2 separate regions of the Homo sapiens genome follow, and region 2 is linked to region 1. A link is a contact called in ENCODE Hi-C or POLR2A ChIA-PET data. All regions are on one chromosome and are shown on one strand. Each heading gives the region's core, a stretch centred on a gene start or an enhancer-like site at or near the end of the contact. The rest is flanking DNA. Distances are from core to core; before and after follow the strand shown. Region 1 has its middle 7.9 kb from the start of RNU1-2. Region 2 has its middle 23 kb from the start of PADI2.

What was found. A loop is a pair of places that touch in the nucleus more often than their neighbours do. ChIA-PET counts read pairs that join two places held with the same protein, here RNA polymerase II (POLR2A). Pooled maps may share reads with other maps.
Region 2: a loop to region 1 is called in a pooled map, with 6 times the contacts of the local background. The contact joins two enhancer-like sites. A Hi-C loop is called at or near these places in 2 of 50 pooled maps. POLR2A ChIA-PET finds 5 or more read pairs at or near these places in 3 of 52 experiments (B cell, K562 and activated CD4-positive, alpha-beta T cell).

The regions. Positions count from the first base shown.
Region 1 is chr1:16,901,630-16,906,045 of GRCh38, forward strand. No RefSeq gene overlaps it. Among named protein-coding and RNA genes, the nearest start is that of RNU1-2, 7.9 kb to the left of the region's middle. RefSeq lists enhancers at 2,199-2,478, 2,665-3,304, 2,949-2,998, 3,099-3,148, 3,305-3,944 and a silencer at 3,685-3,979. Within about 2 kb of position 2,621, at least 41 of the 41 ENCODE cell types and tissues checked have a DNase peak (open chromatin) inside an H3K27ac peak, as active enhancers do; they include B cell, where a contact is called at or near this core.
Region 2 is chr1:17,139,968-17,144,383 of GRCh38, forward strand. No RefSeq gene overlaps it. Among named protein-coding and RNA genes, the nearest start is that of PADI2, 23 kb to the left of the region's middle. Within about 2 kb of position 1,509, at least 4 of the 41 ENCODE cell types and tissues checked have a DNase peak (open chromatin) inside an H3K27ac peak, as active enhancers do; they include B cell, where a contact is called at or near this core.

The DNA of each region.
Region 1 (4,416 bases), core at 1,371-3,870:
AGGGGAGCCTACCATTGTGTATACCACTTCACCAAAACGTGAATTAAGAATATTATAAAGGACTTCCCTGATCTAAACTTAAATACATTTCACTCTTCTGTTTCTAAAGCAGGCTCCGAGATTCTATAGGCTCTGGCAGAAAATTTGACTTAACTGTTGAAACCTTTGAGCCCAAATATTCTGACCTTTATCAATCAATTCACATGCTGGTGAAGAAGGCAAGGCCACTAACTGGTTGCAAAGGCAAATTGGAAGGATTTTCAAAAAGGGACTGAAGCAGAACATGAAAGGTTCACATTTTCACCAAATATCTCCATGTTGCCACTCCCCAGGTCCTTCCTAAAAATATAGATTGGAGGATAATTCAGCATTGTACTAAAAAGCCAGACAAATCTGTCTTTGCTTAATTAAAATGGTTTGAGAGCCAGGTGTGGTAGCTCATGTCTTTAATCCCAGCACTATAGGAGGCCAAGGCGGGCGGATCACTCGAGGTCAGGAGTTCGAGACCAGCCTGCCAACATGGTGAAACCCTGTCTCTACTAAAAATACAAAAATCAGCCAGGTGGCTACTCAGGAGGCTGAAGGAAAAGAATCGCTTGAACCCAGGAGGCAGAGGTTGCAGTGAGCTAAGATCCTGCCAGTGCAATACAGCCTGGGTGACAGAGAAAGACTGTCTCAAAAATAAAAATTAAAAAAAAAAAGAAAAAATCAGCAGCGTAGTAGAAGTATAATGCACACAAGAATGATAATCATGAAGACAATCTGATTCTAGAAGAGTAAGGGAACCTATTCCATTAGAGAGCCAACTGAAAACATCAAATCCCAGTTCACACCCCAGGGTGTGGGGGCACGTGCCTGTAGTCCCAGCTACTCGGGAGGATTAGTAAGGAGGTTTGCTTGAATATGTGAGGTCAAAGCAGAAGTAAACCCTGATCATGCCACTGCACTCCAGCCTGGGTGACAGTGAGACCTTGTCTCAAAAACAAACAAACAAAAAACCCACAAAACCAAACAACAACAAATTGTCACCTCACTCTGAAATGACAGTGGCAAACATCACTTTGCTATTGGAAAATTAAAAGAAAAACACTCCCTCTTGCTATCAACCTGCCCTCTTGCTCTAACATGTCTGACCCATGGTTTAAAATGCCCAAAAGCTGATGTACTCAAATTATAATACACTTACCTGTTCTGCACCAGCATTTATTTTTGTCTGGAGGAGATCACCATCCATGGTCCTGTAAATGTCTAACGGCATGGAATGATGAAGGGCAGTGTCTTTTAGGATATTTGGTTATATCTATATATATGGCTCTGAAGAAACCCAACATTGGGCGAGTTCCCTCAAACTTTTCACTAGGCATGACCACTGCTCTATTTTAGATAGAGATTCTGTGGGGCAAAACCTGAGAATTATCTGCCTGGCTATCAAGAAGATAGCTCCTTGCATTTTTTTGGGGAGAACACTTGCTTCAAGGGAGTGTTTCCTCCCAGGATTACAAATCTTTTTGTAACCTCAGGAAACATTGCTGATGAAAACCAGGCATGGTGGCTCTGGCCTGTAATCCCAGTGACTCAGGGGCTGAGACAGGAGAATCACTTAAGCCAAAGAGTTTGAGGCTGCAGTGAGCTATGATGGCGCCACTGCACTCCAGCCTGAGCCACAGAGCCAGACACTGTCTCTGAAAGAAAAAGAAAAAGAAAGAAAAACATTGCTGATGAAACTGCGGCCTCTTTTGCAGCTCTATAAAAAGGTATTTAGTCACTGGCTAAGGTTGTACTAGATAATCACATCACTTTAGGTGATACATTTAGCTGAGCAGGGAGATGTGTGGTGGCAAATACCTTTTGTTGCATATACATATACATTTCCCATGTAGTAGAACCTTCTCTAGAAAAAATCAGAAAAGAAGCCACTTGGCTGCAAGAAATCACTAAAGAAGAAATGGGGTTTGATGTTTTCCCTGATGTTTTCAGTTGGCTGAAACATCAAATCCCAGTTCCCTGGTTCCCTTACTGTTCCAGGATACAGATTCTCTTTGTGATGATCATTCTTGTATGCATTATATTTCTACTACTCAAATTATTAATGTTATGTATTTCTCATTGTTTTACTTCTTTTGAGAAACTAAATTCATGGTACTCTGAAAACTAGAGATGATTCAACAAGTGACAGCAACTATAGAATTGGCCGAGATATCTCTCTCTCTCTCTCTCTCTCTTTTTTTTTTTTTTTTTCCATGTTGTGATGCCACACCAGTTCAGCTTTTGGACGCTGTTAAAAAGAGAGGTCTCCTTCCCTCCCCTGACCCCCGTGTGGGACAGGACTATCTGGGAATGAGCCATTCTGGCAAGGAGGGACACAGCTTTTGATCGACAATGCTTTCAAGAAATACTTTTTTTTTTTTTAAACGGAGTCTCGCTCTGTCGCCCAGGCTGGAGTGCAGTGGGCGATCTCAGCTCACTGCAAGCTCCGCCTCCCGGGTTCACGCCATTCTCCTGCCTCAGCCTCTGCGAGTAGCTGAGACTACAGGCGCCCGCCACCACGCCAGGCTAATTTTTTTTTTTTATTTTTAGTAGAGACGGGGTTTCACCGTGGTCTCGATCTCCTGACCTCGTGATCGGCCCGCCTCAGCCTCCCAAAGTGCTGGGCTTACAAGCGTCAGCCACCGCGCCCGGCCAAGAAAGACTTTTCATCTAAAGGGAGAATGGGGAAAGAAGAGAACTTTTTTATTTTCAAATTCTCAGGCCCAGCGAGGCATTACATTGAGACAGCAACCACATTCTGCTTCCTTTTTGTACACTACTGTATTTGAAAAACAAAAAAACAAACCTACAAGACTCATAAAACTGGACAACTTTCTTTATAACACTACTACTCGTAAAACCAGTAAGGATGGCTGGTTTGCAGTTATCTGAGCAGCTTCTCTAGTTTCATAGACATGATTTCTCTCTGTTATTAAAGGGCTCCCAATTTTAAGTGGAATGCTACTTCACAAAGATAACCAGGTTTGAAAGGGTCCGGTTTGCTTTGTAATCCGAAACGTTCCAGTCTGCTATTAAAAGCCATTATTTGAAGACGGGTGCACAGGCTTCCAGCTGCCCGCCAGAAGGGTCCTCCGCAGGACACAGGTTAAGTAATCACTTCTTCGGGGGAGACTAGATGCAGGGTCTCGGCGCACCTCCCCAAAAGACAAGGGCGAGACAGAAAGGAGGGACAGGCGGACGTCACTTCCCCCGCCGGCTGCGGCACCGGGTTGGTGGGCTGAGTGGAGGAGGGTGGGGCGGAAGAACAGAAGGGGACTGGGAAAGGCACTGTTGGTGACATCACCGATAGGGCGTTTCTATGTAGATGAGGCAGCGCAGGGGCTGCTGCTTCGCCATGAAGGATTTCCCGTGCTGTAGGAGCAAGTCCGGGACCGCTGGCTGGACGTGAGCGTCCTAGCTGTGCGTTAGGGCTAGGAGGGCTCAGGGTGATTGGGGATTGGCTGGGGTGGTGCTCGGGGCAAGTGACCGTGCGTGTAAAGGGTGAGGCGTATGGAGCTGTGGCGGGGCGGAAGTTCACATGTGTGGTATGTAGAGCACATGTTATGGTTATCAAAGTGGTTTACTGTAAGGCTGAGGGCTATGCATTCTATGGCTATGTTGTTGTCTCTTATTTTTCCAAACGTGGAAACCTCTGTTTTGTAACTTGTAGTAATAAGGTAGAAATTAAAAAGAAAAAGTATTTTCCTGTACTTGCTTGGCTGCAAGGTCAGGAACAGATAGTTTCTGAAAAACCACATCGCTGAGAAATGAGTTCTGGAGACTCTCTTAACAGTCTGTTATCCCTAGGAAGGATAAGAGCAAGAAACAGCAAATGCTTTTATTACCTTCTCTTTTCCCTTTACCATTTCTCACTATTCAAGTTTTGTTAAGTTCTTGATTTCCCTTCAGTGCAGCTGCAAGGTCACCAGCTATTCTTGCCTCGTGAGACCTGTCACAGTTTGACTAGCTGCCTTTGTTCTGCTTCTGTAAGCCCTCTTGCCTGCCCCGCGAGTTTGGTGCCATCATAGTCCCACCATGCCATTCAAACTAGCCAACCCCCTTTTTGAAGTGTGTATAAAAGTCAAACCCTGTCTTTGTTCGGGGCTCAGCCTTTGGATTTTAATCCTCTGGGCCTGAGGGCACTCAATAAAATCCTCCTGTTCCACCCATTGGTCTCTCTGTTCTCCTGATTCCCACAACAGTAGTAGGGGACTGTGTCTGCACTTTCCCCTGGTCTTTCACGGTATGAATAATAGCCTTTTTTTTTTCGCCTATAGTCGCAGGCTCGGTCTCAGTGATTTTATGGTGTGGTCAGCTGTTTTTGTTTTTGTGAGACCTTGTTTACTGTCCTGGGACAGATGTCTGTAGTCACTTGTTTCCTTGGGAGGC
Region 2 (4,416 bases), core at 259-2,758, 240 kb after region 1:
TATAACAGAATACCTGAATCTGGATAATTTACAAAGAAAGGAATTTATTTCTTACAGTTATGGAGGCTGAGACGTCCATTGCCAAGGGGCTGCATCTGGTGAGGTCCTTCTTGCTGCTGATGACTCTCTGCAGAGTCCCATAGTGGTGCAGGACATCAGCTGGTGAAGAAGCTGAGTGCTCACAGGCTAGCTCAGCCCTCTCTTGCTTTTCTTATAAAGCCACCAGTTCCTCTCCCATGATCACTTAATGGATCAATTGATGGGTTACCTATTAACCCATTAATTCACTAATCCATGACTGGATTAACCCATTCATAAGGGCAGAGCCCTCATGACCCAATCACCTCTTAAGGGCCCCACCTCTCAGTACAGCCACATTGGGGATTAAATTTCAACATGAGTTTTGGAAGAGACAAATATTCAAACCATAGCAACAGGCCTGGCTTGTGGGTGGAGATGGGGGTTAGGGGTGGTTCTGAGTCAGGTTTGAACGGGAAAAGCTGGGAGGAAACAGTCAAGTGCATTTGCAGGGAAGCCCACACAAAGTTTCAGATAAAAGTTTGAGCATTTGAGTTGGTATTTGTTGGCATGCAACTAAGTGGGACTACAGGTCCAGTTCCATGACTGCTATGAAGCCAGGGTAAAACAAGAATTGGGTTGGCCAACTTTTTCTATAAACAGCCAGAGAGTAAATATTTTAGATATTATGGAGCGAGACATGTATTAAAATCTTTTGGCACAGATGCAGTGTCATTGCCTAATAAGCACAATGTCTTGCTATCTAACTGGATAACAAAATAATGCACACTTCGCTGGGCCTTAAAAATGTGACACTCCACCATTGATGGATAAATAGATAAACAAAATGTGGTATATGCATACATAGAATATTATTCAGCCTTAAAAAGGAAGGAATGGCTGGAAGCAGTGGCCAACACTTCAGGAGGCTGAGGCGGGTGGATCACATGAGGCCAGGAGTTTGACACCAGCCTGGCCAACATGGTGAAACCCCATCTCTACTAAAAAAAAAGACAGAAAATTAGCTGGGTGTGGTGTCACACACCTGTAACCCCAGCTACTTCGGAGGCTGAGGCACGAGAATCGTATGAACCTGGCAGGCGGAGGTTGCAGTGAGCCGAGATTGTGTCATTGCACTCCAGCCTGGGGGGCAGAGCGAGACTCTATCTCAAAAAAAAAAAAAAAAGAAAGGAAGGAAGGGAATTCTGACACATGGTATGATGTAGATGAACCTTGAGGACATCATGCTCAATGAAATAAGCCAGTCACCAAAGGATAGATATCATAGAATTCTACTTCTATGAGGTACTTAGACTAGTCAAAATCATAGAGACAGAAAGTAGGGTGAAATAAAATTTACTGGAGGCCATTGTTTTGGACTAAGCTCCTGTACTAGACCCCAGAGTGGAGTCACTCATGTTAGGTGCCACGTAATCAAACTGACCCTTAAAACAGTCAGCTTTAAAAAAAACAAACAGATTTACAGCAACCAGCAGAGAAGGTCCCAGTCAACCTGAGCTGATGTGATAAGGAAGTCCCCTCTGCTTTCATCCTACAAGAAAAGTAACTTTGAAATGCCCAGTCTACTCTTTGTTCCTTGTTTCTGTTCCCCTTCTGCCACTTTGTGCCCCCAAAGACAACCCCCTCTTCTCATTGGGATGTCTTTTTCTATTTCATCAATGGGATGCTGCCTAATTAATGAATCAATAATAAAAGCCAATGAGTCAACTCAATTCATTGAAATGTTATTTTTTGACAGTGGAATGGTAGTTGCCTGGGGCTGGAGGAGAGGGGAGAATGGGGAGTTCTTGTTTAATGGGTAAAGGGTTTCAGTTTTTCAAAATGAAAAGAGTTCTGGAGACGGATGGCATTGATGGTTGCACAATGACGTGAATGTACCGAACGCTGCTGAGCTATCTAGTTAAAAATAGAGAAGATGGTAAATTTTATGTTGCGTGTATTTTGCCACATGATTATCATGTATTTTTAAAAAGTACAACATTGGAAGTCCACTCTTCTTGTTTTGACATGACGTGTATGCACTGGTTATAAAAAAAGAAAATACTGCCCCACAGCGATGTGCATGCTGTCGACTTGGAGCTGTGGCATGTGGTTCGTAGTGTGCTGAGCAGCCACACAAAGAGATGAGAGCAGTGACTCTCGGTGCCTACTACTGAGCTCTGCCATTGTAGCAGGAAAGCAGCCCAGATAAATGTAACACACGGGCCTGGCTGTGTCCCCATAAAACTTTATTTGTGGACACTAAAACTGAATTTCATTTAATTTTCATGAGAATGTCACAAGATTTTCTTCTTTCAGTTTTTTTTCTCCAACCATTAAAAAAAAATGTAAAAACCATTCTTAGTTCATTCACGGTAGTTGCCGACCCCTGGTCTAAAACATCACATTTCTTGATCATTTGGCCAATTTTTTTTTTCTGAGAATTGACTGTAATTCTATTTAGTAGGAAGGCTCTTTGGAAGGGGTGATATTTGAAGGGAGACTCAAAGGAGGAGGAGAAGAAAGCAGCTTGAAAAGCCAAGAAACCAATATTCCAGGCAGAGGGAAGAGTAAGACAAAAGTGTTTATGCCAGAATGAATCTACCAAACTCAAACTCAGGGACATTCTATAAAATAACTTGCCTGGATTCCAAAAATGACAAAGTCATGAAACAGACAACTGAGGAACTGTTCCACATTAAAAGAAACTACAGAGACATAATGATTGGAGGCAATATATGATATTGGATTTACTTTTGCTAAAACGGGCACCATGTTGACAATTGGTGAGATCCCAAGGAGATCTGTGGATTAGATAGTAGTATTGTATCAGTGTTAATTCCTGACTTTGATTCTTGTACTTTGGTTATCTAAGATAATTCCATACTTTTAGGAAATATACACTCAAGTATTTATGGTAAAGAATATCATGCCTGCAATTTGCCACTAAGTGGTTCAGAAAAATATATACATATGTAGTATAAAAGTATAAAACTATTATATATGCACATGTGTGTATATATACACACATATACGTATGTATGCATACATATGTACATATATCCATATGTATGTGTATGTATGTACATATATCCATATGTGTATATATACACACACAGATACATACATGTGTGAGTGTATATATATATATTTTGGGAAGAGAGAGAGAAACAGAGAGAGAGGGAGAGGGAGAATCCTAGTGTAGTAAGATGATATTTGGGGAATCTAGGTGATGTGGATGATGGGTAGGGTATCTGGGAATTCTTTGTATTATTGTTGCAGTTTTTCTGTAAGTCTGAAATTATGTCAATAGAAAAGATTAAAACAAAGTATAGGATTGATCATTCTATTTTATATGTCTCTTGATCAATATTGAGAAAAAGCCTTCTAAAAAAAGATGGTACTACTTATCTTCTCACCAATGGCAAATGAGAGTGTTTGTTTCTCTATATCTATGCCAATACTGAGTATAATTAATCTTTTGAATCTTTGCTATCGTGTTAGATTAAAAGTAGATCTCATTTGTCTTAGTGGGCATTTCTTTGGTTATAATTGGAGCTGAGCACAATTTTCAATGTGTACTGGCCATCCATATTTTTTCTTTCATGTAAATAGGGAAGCGAAGGGGGCTAGGACCAGACCCTAGGCCCCTTCTACACTTAGAGGAGGAGCCGAGACAGTGTGGTGTCATGGAAGCCAAGGAAAGAAGATGCTTCAAGAAGGAGGGAGGACAACTGTGTCCAAAGCTGCCAAGAGGGCCAGTAAGATGGGGACAGAGGAGTGACCATTGGATTTGATGGCCTGGAGGTCTTAGTTGAGTGTTGGGATGAATGCTTTGTTAGAGTGGGTGGAGGAGAGAATGAGAGGTGACATTTTGAAGAGACGGATTGTACCAACTCTTTAAGGAATTTTGCTATGAAAGAGAGTGGAGAAATTGGGCAGGCACTGGAGGGGGAGGTGACACCAAGGAACAGTGACGCTCTATGTTTGCTTATGGGAATGATTCGGAAAAGAGAGAAACTGGTAATGCAAGAGAAAGCAGAGATAACAGGAGAAATGAAGTTTTTCAAAAGAAGAGAGGGGATGGTATATTCTCCTTAGGTGACCTCATTCAGTTCCACAGTGAAAGTCCCATCCAGGCACCAGGGACTCCCAATTGCAGATTCCCTCTTCACCCTGACACTCCCCTGCACCTCAGTGGCATGCACACACCTGCCTGTTGGAGCTCTCTTCATGAATGGTTGTCTTAGTGCGTTTGTGCTGCTGTAGCAAAAATACCTGAGACTGGGTAATATATAAAGAACAGAACTTTACCTCTCACAGTTCTGGAGGCCAAGCAGTCCAAGATCCAGGTGCCAGAAGATTCAGTGTCTGGTGAGGACTGCTGTCTGCTTCCAA